Linked DNA regions of Homo sapiens: regions 2, 3 and 4 are each linked to region 1. A link is a contact called in ENCODE Hi-C or POLR2A ChIA-PET data. All regions are on one chromosome and are shown on one strand. The core of a region is the stretch at or near the end of the contact, and the rest is flanking DNA. Distances in the headings are between cores, read along the strand shown. Region 1 holds the start of RCAN3 (RCAN family member 3). Region 2 holds the start of GALE (UDP-galactose-4-epimerase). Region 3 holds the start of E2F2 (E2F transcription factor 2). Region 4 holds the start of MDS2 (myelodysplastic syndrome 2 translocation associated).

The links. A loop is a pair of places that touch in the nucleus more often than their neighbours do. ChIA-PET counts read pairs that join two places held with the same protein, here RNA polymerase II (POLR2A). Pooled maps may share reads with other maps.
Region 2: a loop to region 1 is called in a pooled map, with 4 times the contacts of the local background. The contact joins the promoter of GALE here to the promoter of RCAN3 in region 1. A Hi-C loop is called at or near these places in 5 of 50 pooled maps. POLR2A ChIA-PET finds 5 or more read pairs at or near these places in 3 of 52 experiments (CD4-positive, alpha-beta T cell, OCI-LY7 and activated T-cell).
Region 3: a loop to region 1 is called in a pooled map, with 10 times the contacts of the local background. The contact joins the promoter of E2F2 here to the promoter of RCAN3 in region 1. A Hi-C loop is called at or near these places in 4 of 50 pooled maps. POLR2A ChIA-PET finds 5 or more read pairs at or near these places in 3 of 52 experiments (activated CD4-positive, alpha-beta memory T cell, activated T-cell and activated naive CD8-positive, alpha-beta T cell).
Region 4: a map of naive thymus-derived CD4-positive, alpha-beta T cell shows a loop between it and region 1 (5-fold over the local background). The contact joins the promoter of MDS2 here to the promoter of RCAN3 in region 1. A Hi-C loop is called at or near these places in 1 of 168 maps with a recorded cell type or tissue (naive thymus-derived CD4-positive, alpha-beta T cell).

Annotation. Positions count from the first base shown.
Region 1 is chr1:24,501,554-24,504,253 of GRCh38, reverse strand. It overlaps RCAN3 (RCAN family member 3), which reads right to left and starts at 1,418. Exons shown (of 5, transcript NM_013441.4): 1 at 1,104-1,418. RCAN3AS (RCAN3 antisense RNA) reads left to right here and starts at 1,872. Exons shown (of 2, transcript NR_144360.1): 1 at 1,872-1,906. RefSeq lists silencers at 1,076-1,575, 1,857-2,029 and an enhancer at 2,633-2,700.
Region 2 is chr1:23,799,304-23,802,003 of GRCh38, reverse strand. It overlaps GALE (UDP-galactose-4-epimerase), which reads left to right and starts at 1,250. Exons shown (of 12, transcript NM_001008216.2): 1 at 1,250-1,292; 2 at 2,568-2,638. It overlaps HMGCL (3-hydroxy-3-methylglutaryl-CoA lyase), which reads left to right. Exons shown (of 9, transcript NM_000191.3): 9 at 1-119. RefSeq lists silencers at 840-1,049, 1,210-1,689, 1,740-1,839.
Region 3 is chr1:23,529,951-23,532,650 of GRCh38, reverse strand. It overlaps E2F2 (E2F transcription factor 2), which reads left to right and starts at 1,418. Exons shown (of 7, transcript NM_004091.4): 1 at 1,418-2,109. The coding sequence starts at 1,858. RefSeq lists silencers at 1,187-1,326, 1,864-2,012.
Region 4 is chr1:23,625,913-23,628,612 of GRCh38, reverse strand. It overlaps MDS2 (myelodysplastic syndrome 2 translocation associated), which reads right to left and starts at 1,279. Exons shown (of 6, transcript NR_167910.1): 1 at 1,076-1,279; 2 at 615-832; 3 at 16-106.

The DNA of each region.
Region 1 (2,700 bases), core at 169-2,668:
GTTTGCACCACTGCACTTCAGCTGGATGACAGAGCGAGGCCTTGTCTCAAAAAGAAGAAAAGAGAAGAGAAGAGAAAAGAAAAGGCAAGGCTTGCCAATGCAGTAAAATGTAAAGCTGATGACCTGGCTAAAGAAGAGACTCAGTTTTCAAGCTTTTCACAGTCTTCCTGGATGGAAAGCCCATTTCTAGATCAATTTAAATCCCCACCAAAAAGAACACATTTGTGTGATGCATATCTGGCTCCTGAATTATGTGTTTACAGAGTTTAAGATATTGAACCAAAGCCAATGAAATAGTCTTAAAACAAATTACTTTACATCGTATGTAATCACAGCTACAGATAAATCAATTGCTTCTTTTGCCAAATAGTACATCAGAGACTTCTATGAAAAGTTCAAATAAATGTGGTGTACTTGGTGGCTTCCAACAAGTGGAAGCGAATATTTTTGGCTTTCAGCACTACAGGAAAACATCACTTTAAATAATCCTTGTTTGTATCTGAAACACGGATCTGGATTGCTTCCTACACTAGAATCCTAATCTCTAAAGGAGATGATCAGATTTTGCACGGAAGCTAGAAGAATCAACCTGGAACAGATCACTCCTGCCCTACCTGTCCAGGCGGCGGACAGAAGCAGACAGACAAGTTTCAAGAAGTTAGGGAGTCACTAATGCGATGGTGATCCACGCACCGTGGGGGAAGCGGGGCAAGGGAGAAAGACAGGGGGCTTCCACCTTCCAGGCGCCCCTACACCGCTCCTGCCTTCACAGGCAGGCTGGGCCTGTCGGCTTTTCAAAAGGTCAAACACACTTGGTGGGAGAAAATCGTTGGTGGAGAAGACAAAACATTTTTGTTTTGTTTTCCGGGACACCACCCTCGAGGCTGCCAGACTAGACCCCGCGCGCGAGAAGGGTGCGGCGGGAGGCGAGGTCGCGGGAGGCGAGGTCGCGCGCGGTAGCATCTCCCGGTCCCGCGGCTCGGAGTGCCCACCCCTCCCGGACTTCTCGGGGCGGCTTTTTTTTTTTTTTTTTTTTTTTTAACTTTTCATGCACCACCCCCCCCACCCGCCCCGCCCCGCCCCGCCCCGCGCTGGGTGCAAACCTGCTGGAGAGGCCGGGCGCCGTGGGGCCTCACCTGCACGCCCCGCCGCCGCAGGACGGGAGCCGGGAGGGCAGCGGACGGGCCCGGGCTGCCCGACGGGGCTGCGGGGAGCCGGACGGCGCGAGCTGCGGGGCCTCTGGGAGCCTGGTGGGCGGCGGGCGGGGCCGAAGGCAGAGCCGGGAGCCGCCTGCAGCAGCAGCCTCGCCGCCACGCCCTCGACGCCGGCGAGAGCGGCCCCCTGGGCTGGGACTAGGGCGGTGTCCCGGCTGAGCTAGGCTGCCGGCGCCGCGCGCCCGCCTCGTCCCCTCCTGTTCTGGCAGGGCGCGCGCACGGCGGCGCAGGCGCCAGAGCCCAGGACAAGGCGGGGACCCGGGCGGGGACCGGGGCGGGGGCGCGCGGGGGCCGGGGTGGGGGTGTCTCGCCGCGCGCGCCCTCCTCCCGCTCCTCCGGGTTCCTGGTCCCCAGCCTGTGGGGGGCTTGGGCTGTAGCGCTGGGGCGGGGGCTTTAGATCACCCCGAAAACAGGACCTCTGGCGACCTTCTCGTTTTCCACCGGGAGCGGAGAGAGCCGATCTCCTTTTCCTGCTAGCCCCGTAGGACAGTCCCCGGAGCAGCTCATAGGAATATGACGAACGTTTACTCAGGGCTGGTTACTATGTACACTGCGCCCCGCGCGCGGCGAGTTTACCTCGGTTCACCTCCCGGCAACCGGCGGCCCGGATATTATCAGATGCTGTGGGCTTCCCGGCGCCTCATTGCCCGAGGAGAGGCGGCCGCAGGTAGCTGAGCTGGAGCTAGCACAAGGTGTGGGACGGCACAGGCTGGGTCCCGCCCTGGCGGGTACAACCCTCTTCCCCTTACCCACTCCTTCCCCTCCCCTCCCATCCCCTCCCCTCCTCTCCTCCCCACTCGTGCTCTTCTCCCTCCTCCCGCTCTCCCTCCTCCTCTTACTCCTCTTCACCCTATGCCCTATCTACCGTTGTCATACAATCCACATGTTTAATGCTTTCTTTTTCGTGTAAAAACCCTTCCACGCAGTCTTGCTTGTCTCCGACGCCTTAGGAGACCATGGGACATGATTACAACTATTACGCAAAGGGAAGAGCCGGGGTCTAAGCTGTTGAGCGAGTTTCAGTGATAGGACCGAGGCTTACATTGGCAGGTATTATTACCACCAATAACAACTATGATGACAAAGCTCCTGAGCCCAACTTGGAAGGCAGCTGGTGTCTCTTCCCTTAGCCGGCAGAGAAGGAAGCAGGGTCACACAGCAGGGAAAATAACTGGGCTCATCTCCCACCTACAAGGACGCGCAGTCACGCAGTGGTGCGCACCCGTAGTCCCAGCTAACTCAGGAGGCAGAGGTGGGAGGATCGGTTGAGGCCAGGAGTCTGAGACCAGCCTGGACAGCATAGCAAGACTCCGTCTCAAAAAAAAAAAAAAAAAGGAATGTGCAGTTAGAAGAAAATCAGCTCTCATTACCCACTCAAGACCTTTCAGAGGCAAAGTGAGGCACAGTGAAGCTTAACATCAAAGGCACTCAGCGCCTGCATCATGGGGCAGGAAGATGGACTAAAATGTGTACAGCACATCTAATC
Region 2 (2,700 bases), core at 1-2,500, 700 kb after region 1:
GGAAAGTGGAGAGCTACGTGGTGGCCGTCTGCCAACTCCAGCATCTCTGGAAAATCTCCACGCTGAATGTGATTTTTGAAAACAGCTTATGTAATTAAAGGTTGAATGGCACATCATAATTCCAGCATTCGGTTGTGCAGCTGTGTGTATACATGCGCGTGGGGGAGTAAAATACTTTACCATGTTGCACTCTGAGAGGAAAATGGAGACTATGAACTAGTTTATTAATCTTTGGATTTCCTCCCTGTTTCCCCACCTGAGCCCCAAATCCATAGTGACTGGAAATCAGTGGTTTTGGGCTTACTCAGGAGGCTGCTTGCGGCAGTTGCTGGCCAGAACACCCGACGGGGTTGTTTCTGAGCTTTGCCTCTGTGACTGGGGCTATTGCACAAGCTCCCCTGAGGACACACTTGCTGCTTTGGGCCTCGGTGGCCCGGCCTCTCCCTGGCGCTCCCGGGCCCGGGAGCGCTCACCTGTCGGTTCCCTGGACTCTGCGGGCAGGCGCTGGCTGATTCCCGGCTGCGCGGACACCTGTGCGCTCCTGCATTTAGGGCTCCTTTGCTCTGGTTTCATCACGCAGGATGTCACATTTTGTGCATATTATTCTCTAGCTCTACTACTTTTCATTGTAAACAAACAATCATTTTCTAACCTGCCGTCGTGGAAGGCAGAGTGCAGACCGACCCTTCCCGGCAGGTGGGGGCTGAGAGCCAAGAGCGCTGGAACCGCTAGTGTGGCCTGACAGCTTCCTCCAGCTCCTTGGTTTATTTGCAAACTGGACTTCCAGCACCAGGCCCCCTGCGACCCCCTCCTGCCTTAGTCCCGTGGGATCGGGTAGTTCAAGATTTTGAATTCATGGTTTGGCACACACCGGCAAGTCTGAAAACCTGCGGGTCAGAGTGGGGCGGAGGCGTGGGCCCCCTACCCTCTGCCCCCTGCCCCCTCGGAAGCGCAGCCCTCTTCCAGGGGTTGGGACGAGCTAGCGCGGGGACCCGGGGCACCGGCAAGGACCCACCCGCTACTGGGACCTGGCGCCGGCGGCGCCTCTCGCGGGGTGGCACCGCCCACTTCCGCCTTCCGCGGGCGCGCGCTGCGCAGTCTTCGTCACAGCGCGGAGGCCTTTTGTCCTCCCGCCCTCCCCGTAGTGGCCGTAACCCGAGTGACATGTTTCCTTGGGGGCGTGGAGGGGCGGGGTCGGGGCCGGAGTGGGCCGTCAGCACTTAAAGGGCCCGCGGCTCGGGCGTAGGAGGCGGTGCCTCTGCAGCAAGCGTGGGGCGCGGGAACCCGAGCAGGTTCGGGAGACGGAATGAAGGGCCGGGTGGGCTCGCGAGGGGCCGGGGAGTCCGCGGGGAGCGAGGGAGTTTCCGAGGGGCGGGTCGTGTTCCTGGCAGCGTCCCTCCAGGGCAGGCCCGCCCCCTTTGTCCCAGTTCCCCGCTGCCCGGGCTGGGGCGGCCGGGGTTCATTCATTGCCGGCCTGAGGACTCCTAGCTCGGCCCCGCTCCGCGCTACAGCCCAAAGCCCAGCCTGAGACCCAGCCGCCCTCGTATGCCCACGGCCTAGCTCCCCTTCCCTCCAACAGACAGACTGGGAAAACCGAGTGGGCGACGGCTGAGCAAGGTCACTCCGCTGTCGGGGGCGCAGCCGGCCTCAGACCAGCTTTCGTGCTTCCCAGGGCCTCTCTGCGACCACTTTCGGGGTCCGCGCCAGGCGCGGGGCGGGGGCGGGGGCGGCTTCGGCGCGGCGGGCAGAGTCCAGCGGGCAGCGGTGGGGGAAGGGCGAGCCGCCTGGGGAGAGGGCCGGGCTGCGAGCCTGGCGATCCAGATTCCAGCCCGCTGTCGCCAGCTGTGGGACCGAAGGGCAACTGTTTCACCTCTCTGGCCCTAGTATCTGTATCTGTAAAGTGCCAGTGATAACACCTGTCTCACCGAGATGCTGGGGGAATTCAGGAAAATCATGCAAAAGTGCCTGGTACGGAGCCTGGCACGCAGAGGGCTCTTGGTCAAGTGGGTTGGAGCTGCGTGAGCCCAGAAGGGGATAGAGGCAGCGTGGAGGAAGGCGGCAGCGGGCCCGGTCGCTGGGAATGAAAGGCCTCAGTGTCTGGGGCTTCCTCCCCGTACTACCCGCAGAGTTTGTTCAGGGTGGAGGTGCGCACCTGGCCAAGTCCACGTCTACACGGCCCACCCAGAGTAGCCTAAGTTGGGCGGGATTCCTAACTCTGAGCCAGGAGTGACCGGGCTGGCCCTGGCATGGGCAGAGGCTGAGCGGGGGTTGGGGTGGGGCCCCCTCCAGGACCAACCACGGTGTGGTTGCCCCTGAGCTGGCCTCAGCCTGCCTGGCAAAGGACCTCACCCTTGAGGCCATGTGATCTATTTCCTGCTTCCTCCCAGCTGACCCTTGAGGGAAAGGGGGTGGGGGCCGCCTAGAGCAGGAGGTATTAGTCACTGCGCCCAGGAGCCAGTTTACACCTAGCGAAGGCGGAGGCATTGGACAAGCCTGGGTCTGAGCAGACAGAACCCCTTCCTGCGACCCTGGAGTCCCAATCGTGCTGCCATTTTCCTTCTGCCCAGGACTCTCCAGTCCTCAGTCACCTTGGACAAAGAAGTGTGGATCCTCAGATTCCATCTTTTCCAACTCCAAGGCAAGTGGAACTAGAAAATAAGGTGCCTGTGTGTCAGGTCTCCCCAGCTCTGCTGTGGCGGG
Region 3 (2,700 bases), core at 169-2,668, 970 kb after region 1:
CTGTGATGAAAGCTTTATATGCATTATCTCATGAGATTTCCTCATGATCATATGAGGTAAGTGCTATTAGGAGGAGAAAATCAAGGATCAAGGATCAGAGAATTTACAAAATTTGCCTTGGTCACACAATGAATAATAAAGTGTCTGGGCCTGGGTTTGAATTCGGGGCTGTTGGCTACAAAGCCTGGGCTCTTAATCATCATGGGTTATTGCCACCTTGGCCTCAACCATCTAATGAGGAATTAAGCTGTGGACTGTCTCTGGAGGGCTTTGAATGCCAAGGCTCAGACTTGCATAAAAATCACACAGCACCAGGCAAGAAATCAGACCTGAAATCTAGCAGCAGCTTCTAGCAACTTTTTACCACTCACTACCCAAGTTTGCTTCTCTGAGCCTCTCTAAACCGGAGTGATGAGGAATGTATTATCAGCAATGAAGGTTTTTGAATGAGGCAGAGAGGCTCTTGTGACAAAAGGATTGTTTAAAAGAAACCTAGAGATGTTCAAACATTTACTGAGTATTGGGTCCTAATAATACAACTGTGAACAAGACAAAGCTCTGCAGTGGGACTCTGACCCTGCTGTGCCCCCAGGCAGCTTGGGAGAGTAGAAGAACCCCTTAACTGGAAAAACAAGGGCTCCAGAGCTGGGACCTGTCCCAGATTCTGTTGCCAGCTCTCAAATCAGGGAATCTCTCTGTATGACCTTGGGCAAGTTACCCAGCCTTTCAGACTGTCAGTCTTTATCATGGGGATCATCATTCCTCTTCCCAGGATTGTTGGAATAAATTAACTAAAACAACGCTTGTAAGGATCTAGCATGGTGCCTGGCATCCTGTAGGCGCTGAATAGATGTTAGTTTTCCCTACAAAGAAGTAGACTAGTTTGCCTCCGTCCCTCACCCCTCTGCCATTAAAGGGAACAGGTTCCTGGCCTTCATTTTAGCAGGAAAGGGGATATGAATGCACATGTGCTAGCTAAGCAACAATGCAAACTAACAAAAGGGCCTGTGGCCTGGGGAATACACTGCTGGGTCTGGGCTCAGGCTGGGACCCCGCGCCAAAATGTTTCCCTTCAATCCCAGGGAATCCGGGCCCATTTCTCGGGGCGCTGTGCACTGCTCTGGCCGCCTCTGCACTGTGAATCCCGGAACCACCCTCTGTCTCCGTCTCGCCGGCTGCTAACTAGCGCGGCCGGCGGCTGGCGGCACCAACAGCAGGTGTGGCTGCCCCTTTAAGCAGCGAAGCTAGTGTTGCAATCGCCGCCTCGAGGACGCGTTCTTTCCGGGGGGGGGGGGGGGGGTGGAGCCTGTACTGTCGCAGCAGCCAACCGGAGCGCGGCATTTTCCGCGGGAGATCCGAATTTCGCGGCACGACGTTTGGCGCTAAAAAAAAAAAAAAAAGAAGAAAAAAAAGAGGCAGAGAAAGACTCAAGGACTAGAGAGCGAGCCGCAAGGAAGTCGGTGCAGTCGAGACCCCCCTCCCCATCCCAGCGCATCGCGTCTCCGCCGAGCTTGAGGGCACGCCGGGGACCCCTCCCCAGAGCCGGCCGGACCCCAGGTGCCGAGGCCTTGGGGAGCGCGGGGCGTCCCGGGTCGCGGTGCCCTCGGGACGAGACAGCCCCTGGCAGTGCCACCACCGCAGCCGCCGGGCGATCTCCAAGCGGCGATCTCTAAGCGCTGCTCTCTGCTCGGCCGCGGGCCAGGAGGGGAGGGTCCGGCCTTGCCCCGCAGGCGTCCATTGGCGGCTTCCCCCGGCCTCCGCGCCATGCCGCGGGCCGTGTGAAAGGCGGCAGCACCGGAACCCGCAGGTGTCCGCGGGCGCGCCAAGCCCTTTTGGGTAGGGGGCGCCTTACTCGCTATGCTGCAAGGGCCCCGGGCCTTGGCTTCGGCCGCTGGGCAGACCCCGAAGGTGGTGCCCGCGATGAGCCCCACAGAGCTGTGGCCATCCGGCCTCAGCAGCCCCCAGCTCTGCCCAGCTACTGCTACCTACTACACACCGCTGTACCCGCAGACGGCGCCTCCCGCAGCGGCGCCAGGCACCTGCCTCGACGCCACTCCCCACGGACCCGAGGGCCAAGTTGTGCGATGCCTGCCGGCAGGCCGGCTGCCGGTAATGCTGGGGGCCCCCACCGCTTCCCCCTATGCTTTTCCAGGTGTGGGAAAGGAGGGAGGGGTGCCTGAGATCCAGTTTGAGTGGAGCAGGTAGAGTTTTGGGAAGAGGGAAGATGAGCTTTCAGTTTCCAGGACCCAGTGCCCCCAATATCTGAGTAGAAGACCCCTTCATTTTCAGACTTTGGATGAAATAATCTCATCCATTCTAGTGGAGTGGAATGAGCACTGGATTGCGAGTCTGGAGGGAGACCCAACTCACTACTCCCAGTGCACTGTGTGACCTTGGGGAAGTCCATGCAGCCAGCGTTGCCGCCATTCATTCATTACTTCATTGTTTGGCCAGAAACCAGTACTGGGTGCCTGCTATTGTCCAGGCAAAGAGTATGGCCTGGGGACACTGTGGGACTTTGGTAAGACAGAGGGATAGGTCTAGTGGGTCTCTCACATCCAATCTGCCATGGACAGACTCCAAATTGTCCAGCCAGCTCCTGAGATAGCCCCAAGTATCTGCCCTAGGTCCTCCCCCAGGCCCAGTCTTCCCTCCCAGACAGCCATGTAGCAGATACAAATGTGGGCAGCCCCCTTGGGT
Region 4 (2,700 bases), core at 30-2,529, 880 kb after region 1:
CACGGTGGCTCACACCTGTAATCCCAGCACTTTGGGAGGTCGAGACAGGCGGATCACGAGGTCAGGAGATCGAGACCATCCTGGCTAACACGGTGAAATCCCGTCTCTGTTAAAAATAAAAATAAAAAAAATTAGCCAGGCGTGGTGGTGGGCGCCTGTAGTCCCAGCTACTCGGGAGGCTGAGGCAGGAGAATGGTGTGAACCCAGGAGGCGGAGCTTGGAGCGAGCTGCCCTCCAGCCTGGGCAACAGAGCGAGACTCCGTCTAAAAAAAAAAAATTGGCCGGGCGCGGTGGCTCACGCCTGTAATCCAGCACTTTGGGAGGCCGAGGTGGGCGGATCACGAGGTCAGGAGATCGAGACCATCCTGGCTAACACGGTGAAACCCCGTCTCTACTAAAAATACAAAAAATTAGCCGGGCGAGGTGGCGGGCGCCTGTATTCCCAGCTACGCGGGAGGCTGAGGCAAGAGAATGTCGTGAACCCGGGAGGCGGAGCTTGCAGTGAGAGGAGATGGCGCCACGGCACTCCAGCCTGGGCGACAGCAAGACTCCGTCTCAAAAAAAAAAAAAAAAAAAAAGAAAGAAAGCAGGGAACGTCACTGAGAGGCTCTTACACAACTCCAGGCAAGAAACAGTGGTGCCTCGGACACAGGTAGTAACGGTGGAGACGGTGAGATTGCGGAAGCTTTGGAAGGTGGAGCTCATGCTATTCCTGATGGGTCAGTTTGGGGTGTAGAGATGGGACAGTTGAGTTTGTCAGCGGGAGGTCATCGATGACCTTGACAAGAGCAGTTTCAGTGGAGCGATGGGGGTGAAAGCCCCACAGAGAGAGCTGGAGAGAGAAAAGGAAGGAGGGATGAAGATGGTCAATTCAGAAAACACTGAGATGTTTTCCTGGAAGGGGGAGCAAAGAAATATGACGGTGTGGGTGTGGGGGTGTGTGTGCATGGGCTTGTGCATGTGTGTGTGTGTGTGTACAATTGGAAGAACTGCAGCCGATTGTGTGGTGATGTGAATGAGCCAGCAGAAGAGGGGGACCCCTGGAGCTGTGGGAGAGACGCAAGGAATTGCTCACTGTTGTCCTGGAGGAGGTGAGAGAGGATGAAGGGCAGTGTCCCAGTGGAGGGCGTAGAATTCAAGTTCCACAAGGCGTCCAGGTAACAGGCACGGATACAGGCGGGAGTGAAGGGAGAGGTGGAGTCTGAGGAAGTTTCCTTCTGATTGCTTCTGTTTCCCAGTGAAACAGAAAGCAAGGTCTCCAGCAGCTGACAGCTAGTACAGCAGGTTCTTTTTTTCTCAGGTGTTATAGATAGCTGCGCCTTCCGCTCACCACAGGTGAAATGGTTGGCTTGTATCTGGGGCCACACCACATAAAAACCATTTGAACAGCAGGATCACACTCAGCATGATGAGAGCCCACATGAGGCTGGAAGTGCAGGAACTTGGACCGGCGGGGGGAACCTGGCAGGTCACATTCCCTCTCAAGGGGTGAGTGCTCACCAAGTGGAATTGGAGTGTGACTCTGTAGCAGTGATTCATGCACAACGTGCTCTCTCTCTCTCTCCCCTCCCTTTACACGCGTGTTTAAATGTGTGTAAATTAGGCTGGGTGCAGTGGCTCACGCCCGTAATCCCAGCACTTTGGGAGGCCAAGGTGGGCAGATCACTTGAGGCCGGGAGTTCGAGACCAGCCTGGGCAACCTGGTGAAACACCGTCTCTGTGAAAAATACAAAAATTAGCCGGGCGTGGTGGTGCACATCTATAACCGCAGCTACTTGGGAGGCTGAGGCATGAGAATCACTTGAGCCCAGGAGGTGGAGGTTGCAGTGAGCCGAGATCACGCCATTGCACCCCAGCCTGGGTGACAGAGCAAGACCCTGTCTCAAAGAGAAAAAAAAAATGTGTGTAAGTTAAATGCACCATGATGAAGACTCCACTATAAATGGTGCCGCTGGAACCTCGGGCCTCCTGACTCCACATCAGTTTTGTCTCTACTATAATACTCCATCTCTCATCACACATCACTAGGGAGCACCAAAATTGCAGGGAAGAGGGTAACCCAGGCTGAAAGGAGGAAGAGAGCACTTAAACTAGAAAATTCTAGAACATCAGACCTCGATGGACCTTCACAGATCATTTGGTCCAACACCCTTATTTGACAGACATGGAAAATGTCATTCACTGACTCCCCCAATATCACACAACAGAATCCTCATCATCCCCATCATCATCCCCATCATCATCATCCCCATCATCATCATCACCATCACCATCATCCCCATCATCATCATCCCCATCACCATCATCCCCATCACCATCATCCCCACCATCATCATCCCCATCATCACCATCATCCCCATCATCATCATCCCCATCACCATCATCCCCATCACCATCATCCCCACCATCATCATCCCCATCATCATCATCACCATCATCATCATCCCCATCATCATCACCATCACCACCATCATCATCATCCCCAACATCACCATCATCATCATCCCCATCATCATCACCATCACCATCACCATCATCATCATCCCCATCACCATCATCACCATCACCATCAACATCACCATCATCACCATCACCATCATCCCCATCATCACCATCATCATCACCATCACCATCATCCCTATCATTATCATCCTCCTCCTGATCACCATAATTGTCATCTGCATGGAAGCTAGCCTATAT